Regions from separate parts of the Homo sapiens genome. Here region 2 is linked to region 1. Evidence: read pairs that join two places in POLR2A ChIA-PET (ENCODE). Cell type or tissue: GM12878. All regions are shown on one strand. Each heading gives the region's core, and the rest is flanking DNA. Links, peaks and the distances in the headings are about the cores only.

What was found. ChIA-PET counts read pairs that join two places held together with the same protein. Peaks named below come from ENCODE experiments on the same cell type or tissue, not always from the same donor. Only the 100,000 strongest peaks of a DNase experiment are listed, where the experiment ranks them.
Region 2: POLR2A ChIA-PET joins it to region 1 with 5 read pairs; 2 of 35 experiments call an interaction of 5 or more read pairs at or near these places.

Annotation. Positions count from the first base shown.
Region 1 is chr7:139,056,692-139,065,431 of GRCh38, reverse strand. It overlaps ZC3HAV1 (zinc finger CCCH-type containing, antiviral 1), which reads left to right. Exons shown (of 13, transcript NM_020119.4): 8 at 433-553; 9 at 4,294-4,396. Among named protein-coding and RNA genes, the nearest start is that of MIR10399, 17 kb to the right of the region's middle. In GM12878, for the core only: no CTCF peak of the experiment used is centred there; no DNase peak of the experiment used is centred there; H3K27ac peaks cover 192 bases.
Region 2 is chr7:139,152,902-139,158,694 of GRCh38, reverse strand. The region is part of intron 7 of IFT56 (intraflagellar transport 56); the gene reads right to left. Among named protein-coding and RNA genes, the nearest start is that of IFT56, 22 kb to the right of the region's middle. In GM12878, for the core only: no CTCF peak of the experiment used is centred there; no DNase peak of the experiment used is centred there.

The sequences.
Region 1 (8,740 bases), core at 2,996-5,495:
CCTTCACGACTACTGTAAACCGTGCGTGGCTAGAATAGCCCACGATGTTCTATTTCATGTAAGAGTCAGTGTCAGATTCTGTTAGATGACAGATGCCGGCGTGGCATCAGAAAAGAGGGGATGCAAGTTGCTCTGTATATTTGGCTCATATTTTATGGAAGGCTGTAAAAGAGTATTGCAAACAGCTACACTTCTCAGGCCTCCCCCAAGTGTGTAGTGAGTTTCTGCAGGATAGACTTCTCTCTCTAGGGTACCATGATAGAGAAGACCACAGAAGTCTGTGACATAGCCCTGAGCTGGAAGCTTTTACAATCTGGTTTGGGAAGCAAAATGCACTCCTGTTCACATCTCATTGCTAAAACGAAATCATATAACAGTAGAGATTTCCTAAAAGCCTACCCTGACTTTACCTTTTATTTTTTTTCCAATTAGAAAGACAAACGGAAAAATTCAAACGTCGACTCTTCATACCTGGAGTCTCTCTATCAATCCTGTCCGAGGGGAGTTGTGCCATTTCAGGCGGGCTCACGGAACTATGAGCTGAGTTTCCAAGGTGGGTTTCTGTGTTTGGCAGTGTTGTGTGTCATTGAAATCCGCCTGCAGTGTACACGTGGGAGTGGGAGCAGAGTGGGTATGCATTGCTATGGCCAGGGTCAAGGTCAAGATTTAGCAAGGCGGTGGAGTGCAAGCTAGTGGCCATCAGAAGACCTGTGTTCTAGAGCTCTGGCTGTGACGAACACTTGCTCTGCCACCCTAGGAGGGGCACCTGGCCTATCTAGGCCCACTTCTCTCAACTGCAAAATCAGGGGCTCAAACTAAGTAGTCTTGGGGGTACTTCCAGCTCTGCCATGCTGTTTCTGATTCTGGGTGGGCAGCTGCCCAGGGAGAGGCAATATTTCAGGTGCTGGTGACTACGGTAGAGGCCTTGGGCTTTTGGGCACCTTCAGAGTTTTAGAAACTTGCTGTTTCTTTTAGGGTTTATCATCTAGGTCAGTAGTTCCATCATCACATTGATTAAAGTACTTTGCCTTCCACCGTGTTTATTGGAGCTACTATAGAAAGGTCTTCTGGTGAGCTGCCGCCAATCTACCTGCTGTGTTTAGTTAGATATCAGGGCAGGAACTGCCCTCCTTCTGAAGGTACCATCCCATTGGGCACCCCCTGCACATGATCAAGTGCTTGCCCTTTCGGGACTTGCAGGTGCTTTGGAAGAGGTAAAGGAGCCTTTCTGAGGTCCCTGAATTCGCAGATGGTACCTGCAGTTGGATCCTGTACCGCTTAGTGGGCCTTAGATGACGTAGCTTTTACAAGGACCATTATACCAAGTATTTGGAAAAACAGTCTGGCAGTACATGTCAAGTGACATTAAAATATGCTAATATGTTTGTCTTTTCATTCCCTTAGGAACCTTTCTTAGGAAATAATTCACTAGAAGAAGGGGGGAGAAAAGCTATAGGCATAAAGTAAGGTGCTTGTTAAGCAGCATGGTGTGACCGAAGAATACTAGACCAAAACCAGTACCTATAGTACTAAAAGTAGGACCAGTCTGTACCAGTGCAGTGGTGACTAAATAAATTAGGGTATTAAATTTCAGTGGCGTATCTGGCACTTGTTAAAGATTTTGATTATGAAAACTAGATAGGAAGAGCAAAATTTGGTGTTGTTAAATGAAAAAGGCAGAACACTTTTTTTTTTTTTTTTTTTTTTTGAGACAGGGTCCCACGCCATCACTCAGGCTAGAGTGCGGTGATGCCATCACGGCTCACTGCAGCCTCAACCTCCCTGGCTCAAGCGATCCTGTCACCTCAGCCTCCCAACTAACTGGGAGTATAGGTTCATGCCACCATGCCCAGCTAATTTAAAAATTTTTTTGTACAGATGGGGATCTCACTTTGTTGCCCAGGCTGATTTTAAACTCCTGAGCTCAAGCGATCCTCCCACCTCAACCTCCCAAAATGCTTCGATTACAGGCATGAGCCATAGTGCTCAGCCAGAACCCCAAATTTATGTTTCTGAAATTTTGTTTATATTTAAAATAGGAAAGTTAAAAAAAACACAAAAATCAATGTGCATGATAATTGCAGCAATGCATGCATGTGGGCCGACTGGAAGATAATAAAGAAAAATTAAAATCTCTTCTATTGGGTGGTAGAATTAAAAATGACTTAAATTAAAAAAATTCTTAGGTGGTATTGTATTGTTTTTATGGTTTAAAAGGGTGGTGGAGAGATGAGAGCCAATAGACTTTGTTCCTGAATCTAGAGCAATTTGTCCAGCTACTTCTGTTTGTTTGGTTCATAGAAACCAGTTCAGAGCAATTTATGGGTTCCTAGTGTTCCAGATGGCTTTTTCTTTTCTTTTCTTTTTCTTTCTTTCTTTCTTTTTTTTTTTTTTTTTTTTTTTTGAGACAGAGTCTCGCTTTGTCACCAGGCTGGAGTGCAAAGGCGCAATCTCGGCTCACTGCAACCTCTGCCTCCCAGGTTCAAGCAATTATCTTGCCTCAGCCTCCCAAGTAGCTGGGACTACAGGTGTGTGCTACCACACCTGGTTAATTTTTTGTATTTTTAGTAGAGATGGGGTTTCACTGTGTTAGCCAGGATGGTCTCAAACTCCTGACCTCGTGATCCACCTGCCTCAGCCTCCCAAAGTGTTGGGATTACAGGCGTGAGCCACTGCACCCGTCCGCCTTTTTCTATTCCTGAACTAGACTGCAAGTGTATTCTGTCATGCATTAAGCTAGTATCTGAGTGCCAGCTGTGTACTGGCTCCTGTTGTGGGTGCTGGGATACAGTGATGAAGTTGCTCTTCGAGCCTGTATTCAAAAGGGTGGTGAGAGACAATGGTCAAGTAAACAAGTCAGGCCATTTCAGAAAGTGGTAACAGTTACTGAGAAAATGAAACGGTGGAGAAAATGAAACAGTGCAAGGAAGCAGCCAGAAAATGGAGGAGTCAGTGGGACAGCACTTACTTTTATAGACCAGCCTCTGCCTGTGGGAAGGAGGGCGCTCCAGGAGGAGGAAGAACTAAGGCTAAGGCTGGAAGGTACAGACCAGCTTGAAGTTTCACAGAACAGGTAGATGGTCTGTAAGAGATGAGAGCAGTGATAGAAACTTGGATATTTTATTAGGCGGAGGTCCCGGGAAGATTTTGAGCAGTGTTGTGGCATGATCTGATTTGCTTTGTGTGTGTGTGTGTGTGTGTGTGGTTTATGTTTGTTTCATATTTTAAGAGTGCAGTTGGATGAGTATTGACAAATGCGTGTAACCACCACCCTAAGCAGGATATAGAACATTTCCATCAATCCCGAAAGTTTCCTTATGTCTCTTTGCAATCAGTTTCCCCAGCAACACCACATACACCTCACTTTATCCCCATCACAGGCTATTGCTGATTTGCTTTCTGTCCCTGTTTTACCTGTTCTAGAATTTGATATTAATAAACGCTTGCAGTAGGCACATTGCATGTGGCTGACTTCTTTCACTCTGGAATAATGTTTTTTAGACTCAACCGCGTTGTTGCATGTATAGTAGTTGTTCCTCTTTTATCACTGAGGAATAAGTAATAAGTTATTGTAAGGCTATTCCATAGTTTATTTGTTTACCAGCTGATGGACACTTAGGTTATTTCTCCTTTTTGGTTATCATAATAACGCTGCTGTGAGCATTCACGTGCACATCTTTGTGTGGATACAGGTTTTCATTTCTCTTGGGTAAATACCCAGAAATGGGATTGCTAAATCACATAGGAGTGCATATTTAACTGTATAAGAAACCACCAAACTGTTTTCCAACGTGGTGGTTTCATTTTACACTCTCACTAGCAATGTATTATGACTTACTTTCTGAAGGGTTCACTCTGGTTACAGTTTGGACTGAGGTTTACGGCATGAATTGAAAATGATATTTCACACTTGATGTAGAAAAGAACCCTTCAAGACAGCTACCAGATTCCAACCCGTAATCACTGATGTCTGGTGTAGGGAAGCTTGAAAGGATGGTGTCTTGTTATTTGGCTGCCCCAGCTCTCCTCTTTTACCATCCAACTTGGATTTAAAGATGAGATTAATTCCTGAATATTCATTCACTCCTTTGCTTTGAGCCTTCTACTAATGGCAGTGAAGGATACAAGTCTTTTACTGTGAGCAATTCTCATCCCAAAGGATTTTCTCTATTCGTATACATACAGGTCAGTCTTGAATATTTGCCGTGTAAATAGCCTCTGCAAAATAACAAGAAGTCATTTTCTAGGGCTGATCTTGATTCTCACTGCTTTTATTTTTTTTTCTGTCCAAAGGGATGATTCAGACAAACATAGCTTCCAAAACTCAAAAGGATGTCATCAGAAGACCAACATTTGTGCCTCAGTGGTATGTGCAGCAGATGAAGAGAGGGCCAGAGTAAGTGTTCTGAAGCAGCTGTTTGCTGACAGATGCTTGAGATGTTCATGCCCTGGGCTCATCAAGTCACTCGTGAATCTGGAGCCTGTTTTCCTGAAAAGTTCCTGTTTGCATTACTCTGCAGTTTCCATTTGCATTATCGATGAGTAAGATGCTTGTTAAGCAGCATGGTGTGACTGAAAGGATACTAGATCGGAAAATGAATTTTCTTTCTGAAAGGGAAGTCTGAGCGAGTCTCCTAAATACTCTGGGCTTTAGCTTCTCCAGCTGTGAAGAGCTGGATTGATGCAGTACACCTAAGGAATAATCATATATACTGGGTTTTTGTTTTGCTGTGGATTCTTTTTTTTTTTTTTTTTTTTAGAGGGGGTCTCACTTTGTTGCCCAGGCTGGTCTTGAACTCCTGAGCTCAAGTGATCCTCCTACCTCAGTCTCCCAAAGTGCTGGGATTACAGGCATGAGCCACCGTGCCTGGCTTTGCTGTGGATTCTTTTGGGTGTCTTTTGTTTTCCTACACGATTTATAGAGGATGAGGGGCGGAGAAAGAGATAGAAAAAAGGGATGAGCTAGCTGTTAGAGCAAGGGTTTTGGTGAGAGATAATATTGATTGAAGGGATTTTAAAGGAAATGTTGCTGTGGGGGATTCATTGTAACTCTCCTTGTGAACTGCTCAGTAAACTCTACATTGTTCATGAACATTTTTGGAGTTGGATATTTTTTTTCTGGGTGATGTGTGATTACATAAAACAGGCTTCAAGAGAAGTATAAAATCAAGGTGTTCTAACTAGGTTCTTTTGGTTGTAAGAATTCAAGCTATTTGATGAAAAAGGAAGTTACTAAAAAGATAAATAACTATGAAGTCATATGGAAAACAACTCGCAAGAATCTAAGAATGGAAACTGAGCTATATCAGGGCCTCAGGAAGGGGAGTTGCTTCCTATTCTGCTTTAGAACTGCAGCAGCCTAGAGTCAAAGATTCTTTCTTGGGACCAGGTTAACAGCCTGGATGCTGGATCTAGCTCACCTAGGTTCAAATTCCACCTTGCCACCCATTAGCTGTGTGGATTTGGACAAATGAATCACTCTGTATATCCTCATCTGTAAAATGGGCTTAATAATAATACCTTCCTCACGGTTGCTTGGGTAACACATTCCGAACACTGATCAGGTGTTCAGAAAATGTTAACTGCTCTGGTTATTATTATTTTTATTCCCCTGCTATTAATAGACTTAGTAACTATATATATAATTAAGTTGACTTAATTCTAATTCATAATTCCAACCTGCATATCTCTTCAGCCTTATCTTCTGCCACTAACTGCCTAATTTTCTCTGAATTTCTCAAGTTGATTTCCCAAGAATTAGAATCTGATTGGTGTAGCTATCTAAAGTCCCTTTCAGTAAATTTTTTTTTTTTTTTTGACAGAGTCTTACTCTGTCACCCAGGTTGGAGTGTAGTGGCACAATTTCGGCTCACTGCAACCTCTGCCTCCCTGGTTGAAGTGATTCTCCTGCCTCAGCCTCCTGAGTAGCTGGGACTACAGGCACATGGCACTATGCTCAGCTAATTTTTGTATTTTTAATAGAGACAGGGTTTCACCGTGAGGGCCAGGCTGGTCTCGAACTCTTGACCTCAGGTGATCCACCTGCCTCAGCCTCCCAAAGTGCTGGGATGACAGGCATGAGCCACTGCACTTGGCCCCTTCCTGTAGTTTAAATATTCAAATTAATAAAGTAAAAAGAATATTTCAGGGTTTAGGGAAGAGAGGAGTAAATCTCATGCCCTCACGGGAGCTTACATTCTGGTGGATGAGGCAATAACTATTTCAGTTCCTGACAAATGTTAGGTGGGGGAAAAAGGCAGAGTAGGAGGATGGGGAGGGGCTGTTCACATTCAGCCAATGAATGAGATCATCAGAGCTGCTTTCCATTCGTTACAATCGTTACAATCGTTCTGGCAGGATGTCTTCACAAAAGTGTGTTGGAACTGTCTTTCCTTAAAGCAACAAAACTGCATTTTTTTTTTTAAAGTTCCGGTAATTTTGATTTTTTAACAATTCAGATACTCCCAGTTAGTCTCAACTAGTGAGACCATGCTTTATGGCCCTTCCAGACAGCAGGAACTGTGGAAAGCATAGTAAACCTTGACGCCAAGCTGGATGGTTCTTTCTGTGCACATGTATTTCTAGGGGAAAAAATTGCTTTGTGGCATTTCCAGATAGCTCCTGTAGTCAGCCATTGTCGATCTCAAGAACTTCCATATGTCAGAGTTGCTTCGTGCTTTTCCATTTGCTCTTCCCCTCTCCAGGAATACTCCTTCCCGTCATTCACATGAATACAGCACCCCTCACGATTTAGCTGGAATGCCACTTTCCCATACTATAACATTCCTTGTGATTCTCCTCCAATTCTCCAACACTCGAGATTCCCTTATAGTACTTACCCACTTCTACCTTGTAATACAGTTACTTATGTAAATGTCTCTAGCACAACCTTCCCTCCTCCTCCCTTCCCCCTCCCTCCCCACCAACCTCAATTATCAGCTCCTCAGAGCTCTTGAAATATTTTGGTGTTTTTTTGTGGGGGGGGGGGGGGTTGGGGGTTAGGTTGCTGGGGTGCAGTGGCGCAATCACAGCTCACTGCAGCCTCAACCTCTCGGACTCGGGTGATCCTCCCACTGCAGTCACCCAAGTAACTAGGACTATGGGTGCACACCGCTACACCTGACTAATTTTTTTATTTTTTAATAGAGACACGGTTTCTCCAGGTTGCCCAGGCTGTCTTGGAATAGTTTGTATAATGCATGGCACATAGTGATAATAAACAGCCACATGAATAAAAAAAATAAATTAGAAAAACATGTTAGTGGGGGAGGGTGGGGGGTGGGTCATGCAGAGAACCAAATTTAATCCTGCTCTCACTAGCCCAAGGAGACACACTTGCTGTAGGATAGAATAAGGGCTGGGGTACTATCCTGAACTACAGTGGGACATAGAAGTGAACTACGGCACACGTCACTGTTCATGGGCATCTTACAACATATTCATTCAGTCTATCCCATGTTATACAAATCCAGAATGGAAACCTGACCTTAAAATAGAGATAAACTGGGGCCAATCTTTCTCATTCTAATGAGTCACCTTCTTCTTTAAAGAGTTTTTTCCTTCAAGCATTTATTTTTTAAAATGTAATTGTTGGCCGGGCGCGGTGGCTCACGTCTGTAATCCCAGCACTGTGGGAGGCTGAGGTGGGCGGATCACGAGGTCAGGAGATCGAGACCATCCTGGCTAACACGGTGAAACCCCATCTCTACTAAAAATAACAAAAAAATTAGCCGGGCGTGGTGGCGGGCGCCTGTAGTCCCAGCTACTCGGGAGGCTGAGGCAGGAGAATGGCGTGAACCCGGGAGGCGGAGCTTGCAGTGAGCCGAGATCGCGCCACTGCACTCCAGCCTGGGCAACAGAGGGAGACTCCGTCTCAAAAAAAAAAAAAAAAAAAAAAAATGTAATTGTTTTGATCATGGAAAATTTCAAACATAAAGTACAAAGAATTGATAATAAACCCCTGAGTACCTATCATCCAACTTAAACACTGTCAATATTTTACTATCTTTGTAACGTATTTGTAGTAGTGGTAACAATATTGTTACTACCATCACCTCTAAATTTTTTTTTTCTTTGAGAAAGAGTCTCACTCTGCATGCAGGTTAGAGTGCAGTGGTGTGATCATGGCTCACTGCAGCCTCAAACACCTGGATTCATGTGATTCTCCTGCCTTAGCCTCCTGAGTAGCTGCAACTACAGCCGTGCACCACCACACCTGGATAATTTAAAAAAAATGTTTCTAGAGATGGGGAGGGGGATCCCACTGTGTTGCTCAGGCAGGTCTTAAACTCCAGAGCTCAAGCAATCCTCCTGCTTCGGCCTCCCAAAGTGCTGGGATTATAGGGATGAGCCACCACACCTGGCCTAACTTTTTTTCTTTTGCTGGAATATTTTAATGTAAATCCAATACATGTTATCATTTCCCTGTATATATATTAGGTGTCTTCCTAACAGGTAAGAGGTTTTAAAAAACATAATACAATATCATTAACCTATGTAACAAAGTTAATGATAATTCCTTAATATCATCTAATACCCAGTTCACGTTTTATGTTTTCCCATTGTCTTAAACAATGACTATTTAGAGTTGAGGTATTGCAAATCAGTATCTAAGCAGGGTCTGTACATTGTGTTTGGTTGATTTGTGTCATAAATATCTTTTAGTCTACTACAGTTTCCCCTCCTCTACTTTTTTCATGCAATTTCATTTTTAAGAAATCAGATAGGCCAGGTGTGGTGG
Region 2 (5,793 bases), core at 169-2,668, 96 kb before region 1:
TGATCCGCCTATCTCAGCCTCCCAAAGTGCTGGGATTACAGACGTGAGCCACCATGTCCAGCCTAAAGTTGATTTAACAATAGAAAATACTTCAAATAATTTGCCACAAGAATAAAGGAAAATGATATGACCGTCTTAATAGATGAAGAATACAACATGCTATACTTCAACATCTGATCCTTATAAAACCTCTTAGCAAACTAACACTACAAGGGAAGTTCCTTAATCTGATAAAGGATATCTTTAAAAATCTACATTAAACATCATACTTAATGATGAAATGCCATTTCTTAATGATGAAATATCATCAAAAGCTTTTCCTTTGAGATAAAAAACCTTACAAGGATATTTCTTTTTTTACTTTGTTGGTTTTTTTTTTTTGAGATGGCGTCTAGCTCTGTCGCCCAGGCTGGAGTGCAGTGGCGCAATCTTGGCTCACTGCAACCTCTGCCTCCCAGGTTCAAGCGATTCTCCTGCCTCAGCCTCCCAAGTAGCTGGGATTACAGGTGCATGCCACCATGCCTGGCTAATTTTTGTATTTTTAGTAGAGATGGGATTTCACCATGTTGGCCAGGCTGGTGTGGAACTCCTGACCTCAAGTGATCTGCCTGCCTCTGCTTCCCAAAGTGCTGGGATTACAGGCATGAGCCACTGTGCCTGGCCGGGTAGGTATGATTTCTTAGATTCTGTTGCATACTCCTCATGCTTTGGCAACCCACCACCACACCCCCCACTGTCCCTGTCACCCCACTGCAATCACTTGGTGAGTAAATGAATGACTAGATATCTTACTTCACTGATTATATATATAGAAAAACATCAATATACAGAGATACATTAAGATAGCTAGAAGCAAATCTAACAAAACACATAAAAAGACCAATACAAAGGCAAAGCATGGTGGCTTATGCCTGTAATCTCACTGTTTTGGGAAGCCAAGGCAGGCGGATCGCTTGAGCCCAGGAGTTCAAGACCAACCTTAGCAATGTAGTGAGACCTGTCTCTATTTAAAAAGTTTAAAAAATTAGTTGGACACAGTGGCATACACCTGTAGTCCCAGCTACTTGGGAGGCTGAGGCACAAAGATCACTCAAACATGGAAGGCAGAGGTTATAGTAAGCCATGATCCAGCCACTGCACTCCATCTAGGCTGGGTGAAAGAGCCAGAGCTTGTCTAAAAAAAAAAAAAAAAAAAAAAATCCAATACAAAAAAAAGCACAAAACCTGACTAAAAGAACTTAAAGGTCTGGCCGGGCACGGTGGCTCACACCTGTAATCCCAGCACTTTGGGAGGCCCAGGCAGGTGGATCACCTGAGGTCAGGAGTTCAAGACCAGCCTGGCTAACATGGTAAAACCCCATCTCTACTAAAAATCCAAAGATTAGCAGGGTGTGGTGGCGGATGTCTGTAATCCCAGCTACTCAGGAGGCTGAGGCAGGAGAATCGCTGGAACCCAAGAGGTGGAGGTTGCAGTGAGGCAAGATCACGCCACTGCACTCCAGCCTGGGCAACAAGAGCAAAACTTCGTCTCAAAAAAAAAAAAAAAAAAAAAAAAGAAATTAAAGATCTAAATAAATGGAGAAAGATACCATATTCATGGTTTTAAAGACTTAATTTAAAACTATCAATTATCTCCCAACTCATCCATGGATTCAAAGCAATACAATTAAAATCCTGACAGGTTTGTTTTTGTGTTTGGATTTGGCAGGCTTGTTTTAGAATTCATACTGAAAGATAAAGAGCCAAGAATAGCCAAGACACCCTTGAAGAACACTAACAAGATGGCAAAACTTGCTAGACCCACTACATGTGAAACTTGATTACAAATCTGTAGTAATTAAGGCCGTATGGCATTGAGGGCAAGGATACACAAATGGATCAACAGAATACAGAGTTCAGAAGCAGACATATCTAAACACTGGAATTATTTTCCAAAGGTGGCGGAATAGTAGGAAAAGACTGATCTTTTCAATAAATGGTCTGAAACAATGAGTTATTCTCATGGAAAAAAAAATAAAATTTGACCTCTGCTTCAGTCTACACAAAAATCAATTCCATGTAGAATATGGACTTAAATATAAAAGAAAATCAGGAAATAAACAACATACCCTAAATAACAAATGGGCCAAAGAAACCAAAAACAAAATTAGAAAATACTTTGAGATAAATGAAAGATACAATATAACAAAACTTACGGGATGCAGTTAAAACATTTCTTAGAGGAAATTTTATAGTTGTAAATGCCTATATTTAAAAAAGAAAATAAGAAAGACCACAAATTAATAACCTAACTGTAAAAAAAAAAGAGAAAACTAAACATAAAGCAAACAGAGGAAGGGAAAAATAAAGATTAGAGCAGAAATCAATTAAACAGACAAGAGAATGGAGAAAATCAATGAAACCAGAAGCCGGTTCCTTGAAAAGATTAAGAAAACTTATAGCTAGACTGACCAAGAAAAAAACAACAAACTCAATTTACTAGAATCAGAAATGAAAGAAGGCAATACTACTGACCTTAGAGAAATAAAAAGGATTACAGAGGAATACTGTGAACAATTATAGGCCAATATATTAGATAATTTAAGTGAAAGGGACAAATTCCTAGAAAGACATAAACTATCAGAACTGACTCAAGAAGAAATACTATTAATAGACATACAACATGGATGGATGTGCACAGATTGAAAGACTTAATGTCATTAAGATAGCATTAACCCCCAAACTGATCTTTAGAGTCAATGCAATCCCTAAATAAATTGGATTAATGATTTAAAAACTACAATGAAATAAAAAGCCCAGGCCCAGATGGCTTCACTGCTTAAAATCATACCACTTAAAGAAGAGTTAATACCAGCTCTTCATAAACTCTTTCAAAACACAGAAGACGGAACTTTTCCCCTTATACTATGTGGCTAGTATTACCCCAATACCAAAACCAAAAAAAAATTACAAGAGAAGAAAATGACCAATATATTTTTTGAATATGGACACAAAATCCTCCAAAAAATTCTTAGCAAATGGAATCCTGTAATGTATTAAAAAGATTATTCACGATGACCAAGTGAGATTTATTCCAGGAATACAAGGGTGGTTTAACATTCAAAAATCAATTAATATACCATATCAATAGAATAAAACCCAAAAACTAAATGATCATCTCCATAGCTAATAGAAAAAGCAGTTCCATTAACATCCTTTCATGATAAAAAACATTTGGAAGTTCCCCCACCTGGAAAGAACATTTACAAAAAACCCACAACAAACATCATTCTTAACAGTGAAATACTGGATGCTTTCCACCTACGATCAGGAACAAGACAAGGATATCTGCTCTCAGCACTTCTATTCAACATTGTACTGAAGGTTCTAGCCAGGGCAGTTAGACAAGAAAAAGGAAGAAGAGGTATCCAGACTGGAAAGGTAGTAGCAAAACTATCCTGATTCACAAACATAATCTTATATATAGAAAATCCTCCCCAAAATCTGCAAGAAAGCCAATAAATGAGTTCAGCAAGGTTTCAGGATACAATCAATACAAAAATCAGTAGTACTTCTATTCTCTTGCAATGAACAATTCAAAAATGAAATTAAGGGAACAAGTTAATTTACAATAGCATCAAAAATAATAAAGTACTTAGTAATAAATTTATCAAAAGAAATGTAAAACTTGCCCCATAAAAACCACCAAATATTGCTGAAATTTAAAAACACCTAAATAAATGGAAAAACATTCCATGTGAATGGATTTAAAGACTTAATGTTATTAAGATAGCATTAATCCCAAAACTGATCTTTAATGCAATCCCTATCAGAATCCAATCTGGGTTCTCTGTAGGAATTGATAAGCTGATTCTAAAATTCATATTGAATTGCAACAGATCAGAGTAACCAAAACAATCTGGGAAAACAAACAACAAATTAGGAGGCCGCATACTTCCTGATTTCAAAACTTGCTCTAAGTAAGGAAGATAGTGTGGTATTAATGTAAGGATACACATATAGACCAATGGAAGAGAACTGAGTCCAGAAGAAATGAATCCATTTGTCTATGATAAACTGATTTTCAACAAGAGTGCCAAGACCATTCAAAGGGTGAAAGAATAGTCTCTTCAACAAATGGTGCTGGAATAACTGGATATTTACAAGCAAAAGAATAAAGTTGGACTTTTACCTCATGCCATTTACAAATGTTAATTCAAAATGGATCAAAGACCTAAAAGCTAAGATTATAAAACTCTTAGTGGAAAACACAGGGGAAAATCTTCATGACTCTGGACTTGGCAATGGAATCTTAAATATAACCCCAAAAGTACAAGAAACAAAAGGCAAAAAAAAAAAAAAGGATAACTTTGACTTCATCAAAATTAAAAACTTTCGTGCTTCAAAAAAAATACTATTAAGAAAATGAAAAAATCTATAGGATAGGAGAAAGCATTTGCAATTTGTGTATCTGATAAGGGACTGAACCTAGAATATATGGGAACATGTGAAACTCAATAATAAAAAGACAAATAACTTATTTAAAAAATGGGCAAAGAACTTAAATAGACATTTCTACAAAAAAGATATGCAAATGGCCAACAAGCACATGAAACAATGCTCAACATCATTAGTCATCAGGGAAATGCAAATAGAAACCACAAGATTCCACTTCACACCACTAGAATGGCTAGAGTCAAAAAGTCAGATGATAACAACTGTTGGCAAGAACGCAAAGAAATCAAAACGCTTATATACTGCTGATGGGAATGTAAAATAGTGCAGTTTCTTTGGAACAGTCTGGCAGTTCCCCAGACAATTACATATACAGTTACCATATGACCCTGTGATTCCACTCCTAGGTATAAACCTGAGAGAATTGAAAACATACATACAAACAAAAACTTACACAAAAAGTATAATGTTTATAGAAGCAGCATTCGTAACAGGCAAGAGGTGGAAACAACACAAGTGTCTATCAACTGATGAATGGAAAAAACTAAAAGAGGTATATTCATAAAACGAAATATTATTTGGTCATAAAAATGAATAAAATACTGATAGATGCTACAACATGATGAACCTTGTAAACACTATGCTAAGTAAAAGATGCCGATCATAAAGACCAAATATTATATGATTCCATATATATATGAAATATCCAGAGCAGGCAAATATATAATGACAAAGTACATTAGTGGTTGCTCAGGGCTGGGGGAATGGGGCAATAGGGGTTGATAGCTGAAGAGTATGACTTTTTTTTTTTTTTGAGACGGAGTATCGGTCACCCAGGCTGGAGTGCATTGGTGCAATCTCAGCTCACTGCAACCTCCGCCTCCCAGATTCAAGTGATTCTCGTGCCTCAACTTCCTGTGTAGCTGGGATGACAGGCATGCGCCATCACGTCCGGTTAATTTTTATATTTTTAGTAGAGACAGGGTTTCACCATGTTGGCCAGGCTGGTCTCTAACTCCTGACCTTGTGATCCGCCTGCCTCGGACTTCTAAAATGTTGGGATTACAGGTGTGAGCCACTGCGCCCGGCCATTTCTTTTTTTTTTTTTTCCGGAGACGGAGTCTTGCTCCGTTGCTCGGGCTGGAGTGCAGTGGCGCAATCTCGGCTCATTGCAACCTCCGCCTCCCGGGTTCAAGCGATTCTCCTGCCTCAGCCTCCCAAGTAGCTGGGACTACAGGCGCACGTGGCCACGCCCTGCTAATTTTTTGTATTTTAGTAGAGTCGGGGTTTCACTGTGTTGCCCAGGCTGGTCTCGAACTCCTGAGCTCAGGCAATCCGCCCGCCTCCGCCTCCCAAAGT